2 separate regions of the Homo sapiens genome follow, and region 2 is linked to region 1. A link is a contact called in ENCODE Hi-C or POLR2A ChIA-PET data. All regions are on one chromosome and are shown on one strand. Each heading gives the region's core, a stretch centred on a gene start or an enhancer-like site at or near the end of the contact. The rest is flanking DNA. Distances are from core to core; before and after follow the strand shown. Region 1 has its middle 19 kb from the start of SLCO4A1. Region 2 holds the start of TCFL5 (transcription factor like 5).

Region 1 (2,599 bases), core at 38-2,537:
CCGGGTGAGCCCAGTATAATCACCAGGGCCATCTAGGAAGGAGGCAGGAGGGTCGGAGGCAGAGGAGGGGAGTAGAGGTCCGAGGCAGAGGAGGGGAGTAGAGGTCCGAGGCAGAGGAGGGGCGTAGAGGTCCGAGGCAGAGGAGGGGCGTAGAGGTCCGAGGCAGAGGAGGGGCGTAGAGGTCTGAGGGCTGCAAGCAAGGGCTTGAGCCAAGGAAATGCAGGTGGGAAAGACAGGGACATGGATTTTGCCTTAAAGCCTCCGGAAGGAGCTCATTCCTGCTGGCTCCTGGTGCCCCAGTTCAGTCCTCTGCCTCCAGAACTGTAAGGTGACCTGTGAGCTGTGTCGGCCCTTCGCTGGGGCTGTTACTGCAGCCCCCGAAACTCACCCGGCCTTCGAGAAAAGGAGTGCAGGTCTCACTCTGAGGCCCCAGGAGCCTCGGGAGGTTCCCAGCAGGAAACGACGTGGTCTCCTGCATGTTTCTAACTTAGAAGCCACCGTGGGAGTCCGGCCCGGAGGCAGCCCTGGCCCACGGCTCACGCTGCTCTGGGCTCTCTATAGAGTCGTCCCCCTGCTCCTCACAGTCCTGGTGTCCCCCGCTTTACAGGTGAACAAGCCGAGGCCCAGTGCTGCCTGGGTGCTGGCCCTTGCGACGGCCCAACTGGTTGGGTTGGGGCCATGTAAGTGCCAGGCAGGCTGGTGCTGCCTCCTGGGCGGTCACCTCCCGGGGACGCCACTCGGTCACCAGGGGAGGCGGCCTCAACAGTGCCTGCCGTGTGACGCTCCCCAGCCTCGGAGGTGGCCTTGGCTCCAGGGCCTATGGCAGGCCCATCAGTCCCAACAGGCGGGAAGAGCAGCCTGACCTGGTTGAGCTGGGACCTCCGAGGCCACGGACGTACACACCGTCCTCCCTCCACAGCCTCCGAGGCCGCGGACGTTCACACCGTCCTCCACAGCCAAAGGGCTGCCCGGGTGGTTTTGGTTCCATCAGTGAAGTTTTCTGTGGTTCACTCAGAGCGGAGCTGGGCATGGCTTCCTAATTGTGTCTCCTCTGGAGCACTTCAGAGCCTTCCCAGGGCCCGTGGAGCCTGAGGTGTGTGCTGGCACGTGTGGCACAGGCCTGGGAGTCCCAGCAGCGGCAGAGAGACCCGGAGGGGGTCAGGTGCCCTCCACCCACAGAGAGGGGGTGTGCGTGAAGAGGAGGGGTGGGACGAAGGAGGAGATGTGTTTTCTGCTTTAATGATTTAATGGGTATTTAACCCTCCCTTGGTATTTGCCTGGCTTCCGGGTGCTCTGAAAAGTTTCCCTAAAGGGGCTGGGGGAGGGGAGCTGGCGCCATGAAGGCGTGAGTCAGGTGGGTGAGGCTACGCTTGCTGGAAGGAGTCTACGTGCCTTCTGAACACACAGCTAACAGCCTGCACCTGTCCCAAAGGCCATGCTTCCCTGTGACAATGACTGGTTCCTGCCCACGTCGGGAAAGCCTTGGACAGCTTTCCTGGCCTCCAGAGAACCAGGGGAGTTGGGCTTGTCAAAGTTCCTGGGAGCCAGTGCTTCCCCTGCAGGCTGAGACCAGCCCAGGAAACTTCACTCTCAAACCACCGCCCCAGGGCAGAAACTTCCCTGGCCGCCTGCCCTGGTAATTTTCCAGGGTTGAAATTTTCCTCTCCAGGGCAGGAAGGACCTTCAGCCACTGATAGCTCAACCAGAAATGTTTCTACCGGACCAGAAGTCACAACCGCCCAGAGCATGACTTCACTCAGCCTCAGGGGCGGGGCTGTGGGGAGCAGTGGTCGGGGCCCCTCCCACCTGCAGATCAGGGGTGTGTCTGGCCACGCCCCACCAGCATCTGCAAGGGACAGAACGTTCCAGGGCAGGCAGCACAACAGGCCAAGGACTCAGGATCCCCGCCAGAGGGGCAGGGGCTGCAGGAGGCCACCCGCTCCCCGCTGACCTTGGCAGGAGCACCTGGGAAGCTGTGATGATCCCGCCCGGGTCTCCTCTCGGCCCTGAGGTCGCAGGACTCCAGCCACTGTGGAGATGAGAGGGAGTGTGGCTTCCCCTGAAATGAAACCAGACCCAAACCAAGACAAAAGCCTCCCACATTGATCCTATATTCCTGCCCTTCCTTGAGAGCAAGGGGCAGGATTTGACTTCCCCCAGGGGTAGGGGGGCACGCATGGCTGCTTGGGCCCATGGAAAGTGGCTGGAAGGGCCGCGTGTCACCTCTAGTGGAGACCCCTGGGACCCAGTGTGCAGTGCACCCTGGCCCTGGCAGCGACACCTGCAGCCTCCAGGTGGTGCCCGCGGGGGCCCGTGCAGGGACGCGGGACCAGGGCCCTGGCTGCTGTGGGGCCTGATCTGTCTGTGTTGATGGACACACCTCAGAGCCAGGATGAGGCCCAGAAGGACCAGGAGCCCAGCCTGTCTCCTAAGCAGCTTCCAGGTACTTCTGTATTTGGATATTTTTAGGAGAAGCTCTTTATTATCCAAAGATGTCATCATCAAAAAAGGGAAACGACCATCCAACCACACTTCTGCCAGTTTTACCGAAAGAGCAGACTGTGCCGGAACTCGGTGCTTAAAAGGACAGAGCAAACCC
Region 2 (2,599 bases), core at 34-2,533, 240 kb after region 1:
TCACTTTTGCCATCCTCCAGTGTGACCACGATGGGCAACTACAGGCTGGGATGAGCAGAAAACTGCGGACGCAGCCCCTTCCACAGCCATCCCTGAGGGTCGCCAAGGGGGCGGCTGCAGGCTGGAGCCTCATTTTAGAGCTCAAAGCCTGCAAACCCCCGTCGGGCCTTCCTAGGCTTCCCTGACATCCAAGAGTGCCACCCGGAGCACATGGTTCCCAGGAATTCTGCGCGCTCGGCCCCACTCCAGGCGGGGCCACTGAGGGAGGGGGTGTTTAGTTTCTGGAAGTACCTGCTCCCCGGGGCCCGCACAGCGCACACAGCCTTTCGGGGCGGCCCCAGACCCGGTGAGGTCCGCGCCCTGTGCCGCCGGGAGGGCAGGCTGGGGGCGTGCACAGCGAGGGCCCCCTTTGCCTCCGCCCCGGCCCCGGCCCCGGCCTCGGCCTCCACCCGGGCCCCGCCAGCCCCCGGCCGCCGGGCACGCACTTGTTGAGCGCCCCGCCCGGCTCGGGGGGCTCGGGGCCGCGCGGCGCGGGCGGCGGCTCGGCGGGGATGCTGTTGAAGCGGTCCTCCAGGCGGACGCGCACGGCCGGCTTGGCCCGGGCCTCGGGCGCGCCGTCGGGTCCAGCCGCAGCCGCAGCCGCGCCCGCGCCCTCCTTGGCGGCGCCGTCGGCCCGGGCCCTCGCTCCGTCCCCGCCGCCCGACGTCTTCTCCGCCGCGCCCGCCTCGCTTAGCAGCATCATGCGCAGCTCCTGGAAGTCGATGTGGCCCAGGCAGGGCGCGTCGGCCGCCAGCGCGGACGGGCACAGCACGGGGTACACGGGCGCCGCGCCCCCCTGACCGCCCGCCGCGAAGCCGCCCGCGCCTGCGCCCGGGCCCGCCGCCGCCAGCAGCGCCGAGTTGAGGCGCGTCTCGAGCTCGCCGTCAGCCGCCGCCTCCATGTGCGAGCAGAGGATGTGCTGCAGCTGCGTGTACTCCACCTCCGTCATCTCCACCAGGCTCAGGTCGGTGGTCGTGAAGCTCAGCCCCGGCTCGCCCAGCGCCGCGTCCCCGCCGCCCGCGCCCTCGACGGCCGCCTCGCCGCCTGCCGCGCCTGCCTCCGGCGGCGGCTCCCGCGGTCCGGGGCCCGACATGGCGGCGCGGCGCGGCCCAACGGCGGCGAGGGCGACGCGGGCGGCGGGCGGCGGGAGGCGGGAGGCGGGAGGCGGGAGGCGACCCCCGGCCCGAGCACTACTCTGCGCCGGCCACAGCCGGCGCGCCGTTGGGGGAGGGAAAACCGCTGAGTGCCGCGCACAGCGCCTGCGCCGCCCCGCCCCGCAACGGCAACCCCACCCCTGCGCCAGCCCCGCCCCCTCCGTTACCCGCCGCCGCCGGCCCCGCCCCCGCCCAACCGCCCGCACGCCCGGCCCCGCCCCACGTCGGCGGATGCTTGCGCGGAGGGCCCGCCCCCACGGCCCAGCCACGCCCCCACAGCTAGGCCACGCCCCCAGCTCAGGCCACGCCCGGTTCCCAGCCACGCCCCTGCTGCCCGGCCACTCCCCGCTGAGGCCCGGCGAGGGCGGCTGCGCTGGAATCAGCGTGATACCTACGCGGTGACACCCTGGGGAGAAGCCACGTCCGTGCGTGCACGTGCGCCCCATTACAGCGGCAGGAATGAAGACGTTGTCAAAACAGCTCCCTGGACCCACAGTCCACAGTGCCCAGGCCATCCGCTTCATCCGCGTAAAATGCGCAGCGCATGGCCGGGTTCTGTGGCTCATGCCTGTAATCCCAGTACTTTGGGAGGCCGAGGCAGGTGGATCAGGAGGTCAGGAGATCGAGACCAGCCTGGCCAACATGGTGAAACCCCGTCTCTACTAAAAATACAAAAATTAGCTGGACGTGGTAGTGCGTGCCTGTAATCCCAGCTACTCGGGAGGCTGAGGCAGGAGAATCGCTTGAACCCGGGAGGCGGAGGTTGCAGTGAGTCGAGATCTTGCCACTGCACTCCAGCCTGGGCAACAGAGCCAGACTTCATCTCAAAAAAAAAAAAAAAATGCACAGCGCGACGGTGGTGGTACATTCCCAGCGCTGGGCCCGCCTCCACCGCTGCATTCACCACCGGTCTCCTGTAGCAGTCAGCACACTGCCCCTCCCCCGCCTGCAGCCACTAATCTTCTGTGTCCAGGAGTTTGCCTAGGCTGGGCCTTCCCTGTTAAGGGAACTATGCAATATGTGGTCTTTAAGAGACTTATTTTTGCAATCTTGAAATAATTCCTGTACTTAACCTCTCACCCACATTCCCATCTCACTCAGTGGTTGTCTGTTCTCTGTCTAGGCATTAGGACACTTAAAGGCCTGTGACTTGCACATCGTCTTCTAAGCCGGGTCTGAATCTTTCGCTCATTTCATCACAGTTTAGACACAGACCAATATATTACAATGATTCAACGATGGGCTATGAAAGCTCAGCCATGCAAATCTAAACTCACACATGTATACATGAAAATAATATATCAGTTTTGGGCAAAACATCAGGTTTCAGAAAACACTACCAAGGAGGAAAGCAAGGACTTAAAACTCTCAAGGACATGGCAACAGAAGTCGTCTAACGTAAAACA

What was found. Hi-C counts contacts between places; a loop is a spot of excess contacts on that map. ChIA-PET counts read pairs that join two places held with the same protein, here RNA polymerase II (POLR2A). Pooled maps may share reads with other maps.
Region 2: a pooled map shows a loop between it and region 1 (12-fold over the local background). The contact joins the promoter of TCFL5 here to the enhancer-like site in region 1. A Hi-C loop is called at or near these places in 1 of 37 single-sample maps with no recorded cell type and 6 of 50 pooled maps. POLR2A ChIA-PET finds 5 or more read pairs at or near these places in 4 of 52 experiments (HepG2, activated B cell and activated T-cell).

The regions. Positions count from the first base shown.
Region 1 is chr20:62,622,289-62,624,887 of GRCh38, forward strand. No RefSeq gene overlaps it. Among named protein-coding and RNA genes, the nearest start is that of SLCO4A1, 19 kb to the right of the region's middle. RefSeq lists enhancers at 1,882-2,241, 2,502-2,551 and a silencer at 2,282-2,371. Within about 2 kb of position 1,288, at least 38 of the 41 ENCODE cell types and tissues checked have a DNase peak (open chromatin) inside an H3K27ac peak, as active enhancers do.
Region 2 is chr20:62,860,539-62,863,137 of GRCh38, forward strand. TCFL5 (transcription factor like 5) reads right to left here and starts at 1,284. Exons shown (of 6, transcript NM_006602.4): 1 at 486-1,284. The coding sequence starts at 1,132. It overlaps LOC105372717 (a long non-coding RNA gene), which reads left to right and starts at 897. Exons shown (of 4, transcript XR_936989.4): 1 at 897-1,003. RefSeq lists silencers at 703-852, 1,353-1,542, 1,593-1,692 and an enhancer at 1,077-1,731.